Regions from separate parts of the Mus musculus genome. Here region 1 is linked to region 2. The links are chromatin loops, found by intact Hi-C in ENCODE. Cell type or tissue: heart. All regions are shown on one strand. Links, peaks and the distances in the headings refer to the core of each region. The heading gives the core; the rest is flanking DNA. Region 1 holds the start of Pros1 (protein S (alpha)). Region 2 holds the start of Zfp654 (zinc finger protein 654).

What was found. Hi-C counts contacts between places; a loop is a spot of excess contacts. Peaks named below come from ENCODE experiments on the same cell type or tissue, not always from the same donor. Only the 100,000 strongest peaks of a DNase experiment are listed, where the experiment ranks them.
Region 1: it touches region 2 in a loop (5-fold over the local background); 2 of 42 quality-filtered maps call a loop at or near these places.

What each region holds. Positions count from the first base shown.
Region 1 is chr16:62,850,082-62,855,459 of GRCm38, forward strand. Pros1 (protein S (alpha)) reads left to right here and starts at 4,226. Exons shown (of 15, transcript NM_011173.3): 1 at 4,226-4,423. The coding sequence starts at 4,348. In heart, for the core only: a CTCF peak has its summit at 2,919 (motif pointing right); a DNase peak (open chromatin) is centred at 4,230; H3K4me3 peaks cover 1,386 bases; H3K27ac peaks cover 1,458 bases.
Region 2 is chr16:64,851,355-64,856,732 of GRCm38, forward strand. It overlaps Zfp654 (zinc finger protein 654), which reads right to left and starts at 369. Exons shown (of 9, transcript NM_001347245.1): 1 at 113-369. The coding sequence starts at 298. It overlaps Cggbp1 (CGG triplet repeat binding protein 1), which reads left to right and starts at 647. Exons shown (of 3, transcript NM_178647.3): 1 at 647-882; 2 at 1,445-1,671; 3 at 4,197-5,378. The coding sequence starts at 4,219. The coding sequence ends at 4,722. In heart, for the core only: CTCF peaks have their summits at 231 and 3,010; DNase peaks (open chromatin) are centred at 457 and 1,307; H3K4me3 peaks cover 2,571 bases; H3K27ac peaks cover 1,946 bases.

The DNA of each region.
Region 1 (5,378 bases), core at 117-5,116, 2.0 Mb before region 2:
AATGTATTAGTGACTTAATTAGTAAAAGATTATACAGAGAAATATATAACTTGGTATGACAACAGGATTAGATAATGAGTTCAAATTTGGTCAAGTTTTATTTGGATATATATATATATATATATATATATATATATATGTATATGTATTAATCACATTTTACCTGCATAGTATCCATCAAAGTGTTAATACTTAGCAGAATCCAGATATCGATATTGATTGAAACTGGAATGAACTTATAAGTTTAAAACCTCAATAGTTTATCCAGGGATGTAGTCTCCAATTCTATTATTGAGCACGTCAGATATCATTCTAAGTTTCATGTTACAGTGATGGAGGCAGTTATTGTACATTTACTCTGACACGAACGCGTGATTCTGAAACTAGGAAGGTAAGCCCCTGCAAGCAAAAAAATTGGAAAAGGTTTCTTTTTCTTTTTCCATTTCCAGGAAGTGCCTCTGTTTCTTTAAAGTTCCCTTCCATACCCTCTCTGTTGTTGTCTGTATTGGAGATGCTATGGTGCAGCATGCTGTTGATATTCATTCGATTTAGAAACTTTTCCCTCTTTGAGAAATCTCAAAGTTGACAATATCCTTAAAAATTGTCCTCCTGCAATGAAGAGATTCCAAAATGCAGCTGTTCATTGAAGACCCATGGCACATGCACATTTACACACTGAAGATTAAATATAGTACTTTAAGCTTCTTTTGTTTAACAATCCAAACATTTCTGAGGGGGTAGATTTGTCCAAAATGGAACAGAAATTCTTTTTAATTTTATTTATTTTATATCCCAACTGGCTTCCCCTGCCCCGTCTCCTCCCAGTCACTACCCACTCACCCATCCACCCTGCACTACCCACTCCTCCATTTCTCTTTCGAAAAGGGCTAGCCTCAATGGGCCATGGCATAGCAAGTTGCAGTAAGACTAGGCACCTCCTCTTCTATTGAGGCTAGACCAGACAATCCAATAGGAGAAAAGGGTCCCAGAGGCAGGCAACAGAGACAGAGACAGACCCTGTTTCCACTTTAGGACTCCAACATGAAGACCAAGCTACCCTACTGTAACATATGTGCAGAGGCCCTACATGTTTCCTGGTTGGCAGGTCAGTTTCTGTGAGCCCCTATGGGCCTAGGCTAGCTGCTTCTGCAGGTTTTCTTGTGGTGTCTGTGACCCCTTACAAACCTTCCTCTTTTAAGGAAGAGAATTTCTTTTAAATGGAGGGGTTGCAAATATACTCAATAGTTCTTATTCTAACAAATGCAAGGATTTAGAACATAGTACAGCACCATTTACTACTTTGACATATATATGTATGTGTATTTCAATTTCAAAACGTTATTTGAAAATGTGGATAGGTGAGGCCTACCATCATGGCGGTGTTGGACTGCAGTTCTAGTGGACCTTGTGGAAAGATGAAGGGGCCATGACAGAAGCCAGAAGAAGGCACAGCATGTGATACTGAGTTGTCTGAGGGACTGGGTTTCACCCACACAGAATGGAGCAGTAGGTGTTGAACTGAAGGCGCTCAAACTGTAGTGATGAATCTCGTCTATGGCTGCAACCCATGCTTGCAGATGTTTTCAATGAGTGCTGGTGGTATTTGGGGCATTTCAAACCAAAGCAAATCAAATCCAGCAGAACAGCAGAGAAATAGTGGGCTCTTCATGTCCCATCAAATGAGTTCCCTGGTTTGGAAATGAAATTGTGTCAGTCAGCTTTCTGCCCTAAGTGAAAAAGTAAACAAACAAACAAACAAAAAACAAAAAACAAAACCCCGAGGATAAACGTCCATGCAGCAAATGAATATATGGCTTTAGTTGTTTCTATAATGTAGCCCTTGGCTTGTGACTGCAGAATACATTGTGGTAATATTTATACTGGAAGAAAGAGGCTATACTGGTTGCTTAGCTTACAGTTATTGGTTACTTGGCTACTAAGGAGAGAGACAGGACAAACAGGCACACACAGATTGGTGTGTGGGGGGAGGCAACAACACACCCTCAGTGACCTTTCATTGGGTCCCAAGTCCTGGTGTTTTTACGACAGGCTGGTGACAAAGCCCTTAACACAGGAACCTTTCAGAAGCAGCTAAGATTGGAGCTTCAGGAGCTGGAAAGAGGTTTGGGGTTTGAGTAGTTGTTCTTCCAGAGGACCTGAGTTTGGTTCCCAGTACTCACACTGTGGCTCAAAACACATCTGGAACTCCTGTTCCAGGGGACCTCAACTGGCTTCTTTGTGGTGGTACATCCGCCTTCACATACCCACAGGTAAAGCTCACATGCATTAAAATAAGTAAATGTTTTTAAAGTAATTTTTAAAAAATCCAAGCTACAACAGAAATTTATACTTATAGCATTTCTTTTTAGTTAGTACAATTCCTTTTCTTTTGATTTATTTATTTATTATATGTAAGTATGCTGTAGCTGACTTCAGACACTCCAGAAAAGGGAGTCAGATCACGTTAGGGATGGTTGTGAGCCACCATATGGTTGCTGGGATTTGAACTCATGACCTTTGGAAGAGCAGTCAGTGTTCTTACCTGCTGAGCCATCTCACCAGCCCAGTTAGTATGATTCCTACCATACTAGAAAGAACAAACCCAGAACAATTGTTGTTGCCAGAGAGACAATAAGGCAAGCAACCCCTTTTGACCATGCAGTTCTACTCATTGTCTCTTCCTGACTTTTCTTCTCCCCGCATTCAACTCCTTGGCTGTAAGCCTCAAAGTCCTTTTCCTCAACTTAAGTTGCCATATGTCTCAGTCATCTGGCCACCTCATTGGATCTCATGAATTTGTGAAATTCTCCTGTATATGTATGTGATTGAATATTATTTTCTCCTCTTTTTTTAAAATTATTTATTTTTATTTACATGAGTACACTGTAGCTGTCTTCAGACACATACCAGAAGAGGGCATCAGATCTCATTACAGACAGTTGTGAGCCAACCTGTGGTTGCTGGGAATTGAATTCAAGACCCCTGGAGGAGCAAGCAGGCAGCACAAGCAGCCAGTGCTCTTAACAGCTGAGTGAACTCTCCAGCCCCATTTTGTCCTCTTAGTCTATCATACATTAATTTAGCATGGCATAGAGCATAGACGGGTATAGTACAAAAGTTTTCCTTCCTCCTCCTCAATGAATGGAAATTTCCCAAAACATTTTATCAGAAAAAATATTGACTCCCATCTTAGTCATCTTGCATCCCCACTGGATCACTAAATAACAAAGGAAAGAGAGAGAGAGAAAGAGAGAGAGAGAGAGAGGAAAAATGACCCTTAAAATATGATTCTGCCTAGTAAGTTTCGTTCACACACATTCAAAAAAATCAATCTATGTTTTAATTGGACAAAAAAGGATTAATATACTCTATGTGCGTTGAGTTCTACTAGTTGGCATGGACTTAATGTTTCATATCGATAGCATCTATAGAGTCTCATGTCAACACGATGAAAACCTCTTATCTCTGTTACAGATGATATGACTAGGACTTAAAAGTGTAAGCTCTTTTCTTAAAGTTATAAAACAGTGTTAAGAGCAAGTTCTATGTTTTCAACCCAGGCAGTTTAGTTTCAAGTAGCAGGGAAAGCCTGATTTACACGTGTATGCCTGACAAAAACCAAAAGGGTAATGCTAACACCAAAACAAGCTGTTCTGAGGAAATACTCTGTGGGTGATCAAACCTTTCGATTTTCTTTCCTCCCACTACTTTGGTTTTGAGTACCCTTCTTCCTAAAGTCCAAGTTGGCTTCAGTTTAAGTTGACATCCTGACTGGCTGGCAGTCTCTGGAGTTGGAAAGAAATGGGGTGGGGTGGGGAGAAGGGAAGCTGGGTGGAGGAGGAATGGGGAAGGGATGCTAGAGAAGGTAGGAGCAGGGGAGGAGAGAGAGAGAGAGACAGAGACAGAGAGAGAGAGAGAGAGAGAGAGAGACAGAGACAGAGACAGAGAGACAGAGAGACAGAGAGACAGAGAGAGAGAGATACTTCACCCTTTGAAAACAACTTTCTAAAGAAACGAAGTAAAAGCAGGGCTGGGGACAGTGACAAAGGACCTCTCTGATAAGCTTCCCTCGGCCTCCGACCTCCTTCCCGCGGCCCTCCCCACCCCACCCCCGCCCCCCAGCTGCGAAGAGCTTCCAGGAAATGTCCCAGTCACCGCTTCCCCTCCCGGGCTGGGGGCTGGGAGCGGGCGGTCCCCTCCGCCCCTGGCTGCTCCGCCCGCCCGCGCTCGGGCTGGGCCGCGGCAGAGCTGGGAGAGCAGAGCCCGGGCTCGCAGCTTCCCTCGGCCGCCCTAGCGCAGGCACGGTCCCCGCTGCGCCAGCCCTGACCCCCGGCCATCCTCTCAGCAATGAGGGTCCTGAGCGCACGCTTTCGGGTGCTACTGGCCTGCCTCGCCCTGGTGATCCCTGTCTCAGAGACAAACTGTAAGTAATCCATATCTTCAGGCTTCTCTGGTCCCTACATGCCCTGGCTGGTAGGATTGTCTCCTGGACAGCTTGTTGCTTCCTAAATTTCCAGTAAGTCCCCCAGCGTCTCAGAGAGTGGCGGCAGCCTGGATCTGGCGGACTGAGTAAACGTGGGACGAGATCAAAGCTTGCCTTGCTTTGGGAGTCATTGTCCACAGGATTGATGCAAGAAGCTGGGTGATACCAAGTGTCATAGGAATTGGATGAGCATAGTTCTAAACATTGGTAGGAAAACTAAGTCAACCCTCGGTGCCCTCCGATCCCAGCCTGCACCCTCTCTTACAGTTAACCTTCCTTTTGCAATTTCTGGACTTTGTACTTGATTGGCTCGTCTCACATTGACAAACTGTTTGAGGATCACTGCGAGTTTACTTATCATTCCCTAACCTTGGCGTAAGAAGTTGCTGTTGGATATTATCTTGGAGCGAGGATCGTTTTGTACTGAGGATTTTGATTGCTACTGATCTGCGGTGGTGGCACGGATTCTTTGCACCTTATTGTCGTGTTTCTTGATTTTTTTCCCCCTTCTTCCATTCCCAGATTCCAGGGAGCATATTGAGTTTTCTCTTAGGGATATATAAAGAGCAACACAGGTTTGGTACGTTGTAACTGTCAACAAAATTGTTTTCAAAACTTTAAATGTGTTCATAATTAACAGTGCTTTCTTCTGCTCTGTTGGATTCCCAGAAACAGGCATGGGAGAAATAACTGCATAACATTTAGGCGACTAAGAGTATCAAAGAAATCTTTCAAGGATGGTTAATTAAATAGGCGTTTGCTAGAATTTCAATTTTTTATTAAGTAATAAGAAGATGCAGGTATTCTTAAAATTATAACTAACTTAAAGACCAGACTATAACTGATTTGTTTTATATTGAAGATAAACAAGTTACAATTACAAAACTTCAACGGC
Region 2 (5,378 bases), core at 145-5,144:
CCGCCGGAGGACCGGTCCCGGACACGACGCAGAGACCTGGGCCAGCAGGCCAGGAGCCACGCAGAGGCCCGGGAGCCCAGTGACAAGTCGGAGCGGCCGACGGGCGCCTCACCTGACAGAAGCGTCGGCAGTAATCCCGGCTGCTGATCCCGACGCCGCCGCCACAGCCGCCGCCGCCGGCCCCCCCTCTGCCGTCGCCCGCAGCTAGGAGCCCCACTGGGCCCGGGGGGGACTCCACAATGGCCACGAGCTCTTCTCCGAGGCGCTCGGCCTCTTGGTCGCTCTCTTCCTCCGCCATGAGGCTCTCGCCGCCCAGCGCGTACCCAGCCCCTGCGCCGCCGCCGCCGCCGCCGCTGCCGCCGCCGCTGCCTCAGCTAACCTCCTCCTCCTCCTCTAGTTCCCTCCCCCTTTCCCTCCGCCCCAGCCGGACAGGGCTACTCGCCTGGGCTCTACTTCCGGCTCCGCCCACCCACGCCCCCAGTTTTCACTGGAGGAAGGACACCGCCAATCATAGGCATGCCCGCCCTACCTTCCTATTGGTTACACTAGCCGTCTGTTTGCCAGGCCTGCCATCTGTTGGTCCACACTACTCGGCGGTTGCTGAGGACCGCCTACGAGCCCTGCCATAGGGCGCGCCGGAGGACGGGGCGCGGCAGGGGACACGGCGGCCGCGGCGGAGCTCGCTCGGGCGGCGGCGACGGCGGTGGCAGCGGCAGGAGCAGCGGCTGAAGCAGCGGCGGAAGCAGCGGCGGCCGCAACGGGATCTCCTTCATCCCGTTGCTCTGCCCTTTCTTCCTCCTCTCTTCCTTCCTGGCGAGGGCTCGTGCACTTCCCCTAACGGCGGCCCGCTCCTACGGTCCCGAAGAGCTGGGAAGGCGGAAGGTGGGCTTGGCCGTTGGTGCGGGCGGCGAGCCCAGGCCTTCGGGCCGGGCGAGGGAACCGGGGGCGGGGCCGGAGGTGGAGGAGGAAGGAGCCGGGCCAGCCTGACAGCGACGGCCTCGGCCGGCGCCCGCCGCCCCCTCCCCGGGGACAGCCACGGAGTCGGCGGCGGTGCGGCGGACTTCTCCGGGGCCCTCCGAGGGCGGCTGGGACGCGGCCTCGGCCCCGGCCCCGGCCCGCAGGCGGGGTCGCGGCGCCGGGGCGCCACCTCGGCCGGCGCGGCGGGAGGAGGCTGTCTAGACGTCCGGCGGCCCGCGCCCGCCTTCCCCGCCCCCACCGGAGCCTCGGGCCTGCGGAGCGCGCGGGCCGCCGGGCCACCCGCCCCGGGGCGTGCGAGCCGAGCTGGCGTGGGGCTGGCTGGAGCTTCGGGATCGCGCACGGAAGGCGGAGAGAGACAGACACCTGTGTGCAGAGCGTGGCCCGAGCCGCTCTGCCGCGGGCCTGCGCCCTGCCTTTCCCGCCCCTCCACCATCTTCCCTTTCTGTTTGTTTTTTGTGTTTTACAGTAAAGACATGACTTCCCGGCGCCACCGGGAAAATAGGGTGCAAGCCCAGGAACTGTTTCCCCACCACCACCTGTTGAAAAACTGAGTCGAAGGCGTCTCCGGGGTCTGAACGAACGCGAAGTCGCTCGGATTGGATGCGTCTGTGGTTTTGCATCCAGAAAACTGTCACTACTTAATATCAAGGAAAAACAAACAAACAAACAAAAACCCGACTGGAAATTAAGCTGGTGAGTATTTCGACTTGAAAACTCAGTTTACTTTTGCTGTAGTAAATGGCTGTTTCGCTTTTGTTCCCTGGGTGCTCTATCTTAACTTCCTCATTTGTTTAAAATATTTCTGACTTCTGGAAACACTTTTACACGTAACCAACCTCCTCGCCTCTATGAGGTGGTTATTTTCATTGGCAGTATCAAGAATAGACCTTTCAAGAGAAAAGATCAGGAAAGTTCAGGCTTCACGTGGCACAAGAATTGCAGATCCCATTTCTGTAAGTTTGCAGTCAAAGAAAAATTCTAACTGCACCCCTAGTTTTTCATAACAGCTTTAATTGTTACTAGAATGGTTTTATTTCATAGGTGTAGAGTACTTGTGGAAGTTGCAGACATTTGCAGTGAGGATTTGCTGAGTATTAGGTGGGATTCATCATGATGTCTGTCTTTTCTGCCATGAAAAACCTATGCCCTAAAACAGTATCTCACACGTAACCCTTGAGTGTCAAAGATGTGGTGGGGTGGAAATCCACAGAAATTAAGCATGTGAAATTCTAGACATTTTGTGCCTTAGAGAATTTTCATGAATTGCTAAGTCCTACTTTGAGTTCATAGATTTTGCTCAAAATACAGACCAAAGTTGAAATAATCTTGGTGTTGCCCAGCAAGTAGACTAATGCAGTGGGATACTCCATGCTTTGTAATGTTACTTATAAAAACGAATTCTTCAGAACATACTTGAAGTATTTCTTCAACATGTTTTTAACAAAATTATTCAGTATAGTAGTATCTGATGTCTTGATTATTATAAAAAGTTAAATCACAGGCATAGAAGAGTAAGTCTTGCTAATCTTTTGTTATCAAAGTATATTTATTATCTTGGGTTTCCAGTGCTTGTAATTTTATATAGCTGATAGTCCGTTGATAATTTTCAGAAGTTTGGGGGCCTAGTGAAGTGACTTTGAGAGTCACTAACAACACTGAGTTAGTCCATGAAACCACTGTCCTCAGCTCCAAACATGTGCCAGAACACAGGTGCTCACACATTTAGACTTCTGTAAGAAGTAAGACACGGCCAGGTATGCTGGCACATGTCTGTGATGTGATCCCTGCCATTCAGGACAACATTGAAAGCCCGCTGGACAACAGGGTTGTTCTTGGTGTTTTGAGTTTTGTTGTTAGGCTAAATTTAGTGTTAAACTGCTTCTAAATTATATGGGTTTTGATAAATGGTTATGGGGGGGTCGTTATTTGAATTTGGCTTTTTTTTTTTCCTGTTTGTTTCATTTTTGTTTTTGTTTTTGATTGCTGAGGTCAAACCTAGAATTTAGCTCATGCTAAGCAGTTGTTCTGCCTCTAGTGGACACCCAGCTGTTCATTTACTTTTTATAAACATCAAGTTGTGCCCAGCACATATTGGGCACTATGTTAAGGGAAATAAAAATTAGTCTTCAATGGAAATTGGAAACCAAATGTTAAAGAACATATTGCCTTCTCTTGATTATCAACTTTTTAGAGAAATACATATGTTAATATTTTTCCAGACATGGTGTCATACAGTTTCAGCCTCAGAATTCAGGAGGTGACAAAGATAGGTCTCTGTCTACATAGTGAGACTCTGTCTTTGTTTTTGGTTAGCTGGTTTTCTAGACTGGATTTCTCTGTGTAACCCTGGCTGTCCTGGAACTCACTTCATAGAACAGGCCTGCCTCTGCCTTCCCAAGTGCTGGGATTAAAGGCATGTACCACTAGGCATTGAGGTCCTGTCTTAAATAAGTAGTACTTATTGTCAACTATATGTAGGCCTCAGGTTGTAATGTTATTGTAAATAGTTAGGCATGCTTTATGGTTTTTTTAGTTTTTACTTGTTTTTCTTTTTGGAAAGTAAGTCTTACTACCAGATTTTTGCACAGTTGAATTCTCAAAATCGCTTTCCCATCAAGAAGCTCTTTAACTTGAACACATGTCTAAGTTGGGCAAGGTTAGTATTTTTAGTACTATGAATGCTGCTGTGATTGTGATTTTCTAAACGATAGAGACATTTAGAATACTTTAATATTTCTTCAGGGGTCTGATTTATTTGTCATAAAAAACAAGGTATTGGGAAGTTGGATTAGTAGGGCCGTGTGCTTCCTGTGCAAGTGTGTGGACTCTCTGCAGTGTGTATCTATAATCCCAGTTCTGGGGTCAGTTAGAGAAGCTGTTCAAAAACAACAAGGTGTGCACATAGGCAGTACCACATACACACACACGTCAAGGAATGGACCTAGCTGGATGCTGCTGATTTGCTTTAGTTTTGTTTTCCTTGAATATGTCAGATGTTTAGAAGACATGTGACCTATAAATTGAACTAAAAGTGTTTGTGGGATACGGAGGATCACTGAATTAAGTTTGTTTTTCCTGTTGTTGTTTTGGAGGGGGTGTATTTATTGTTTTTTTTTTAAATCTACCCTTACAAAAGCACTTATAACTACTTTTTATTAATGTTAATCACTTCTAGAATGAACTATTATCATAATACTAACATCTTTCTCTTGTCTTAGAAGAACCTTATTCAGAGACAAAATGGAACGATTTGTTGTAACAGCACCACCTGCTCGAAATCGTTCTAAGACTGCTTTGTACGTAACCCCTCTGGATCGAGTCACTGAATTTGGAGGTGAGCTTCATGAGGATGGAGGCAAACTCTTCTGCACCTCTTGCAATGTGGTGCTGAATCATGTTCGCAAGTCTGCCATTAGTGACCACCTCAAGTCAAAGACTCATACAAAGAGGAAGGCAGAATTTGAAGAGCAAAATGTGAGAAAGAAGCAGAGGCCCCTGACTGCATCGCTTCAGTGCAACAGTCCTGCGCAAACAGAGAAAGCCAGTGTTATCCAGGACTTTGTGAAAATGTGCCTGGAAGCCAACATCCCCCTGGAGAAGGCCGATCATCCCGCAGTGCGAGCGTTCCTGTCCCGGCATGTGAAGAACGGAGGGTCCATACCTAAGTCAGACCAGCTGAGGCGAGCATATCTGCCTGATGGCTACGAGAATGAAAATCAGCTCCTCAGCTCACAAGATTGTTGACGAGGCAGTTAATGACCATTGTGATCAAGATAAATAATGTGGAGTATTAAAGTTAATGTGTTGATTGTGTGGTTCATTTTTATATTTATTTTAAATCATGTGATACAGAATAGTTTTGCAATGTGTATATAGTTTTAGGCAAAAGAAAGAAACCTCACTGCAAAACTTACTGCTAATTTTAAGTCACCGATGGTGTAAAGTAAAACTTACCTATGGAGTGTATTAGGCTATCTGAAACCCGGTGGTTATCGTTAAAACTCATGGATGTTCTCCTGAAATGTTTGTGCATGGAAGAACTTCCTTGCATTGTAGCCCTGTTGCCATGTATGGTTTTTGTTTTTTCTTGTGAGGTTACGTAATGATTTGGATTGAGAACTAGCCTAGAAAACTGAAGCTGCTGCCAGGCTATACCTCTCACAGGACCTTAAAGAAGCTCACATTCTTTTCAAAGTGGAATAGTAGGCCGGAAATGTTCTTAGAGCTTGAGATCTCTAGGAGAAATGACTGTTCAAATTACATTCTACTTGTATGTGAAATAATTGCTTAACCTTCACTTCCTTGTGGTCGCTTTTAAAGACATATTTAGTAGCAGCTTCAAGTGACTAAAAGACTAAAATCTCTCTTAGTGTCTTTGACAAAAGCCATGGGGGATTTTG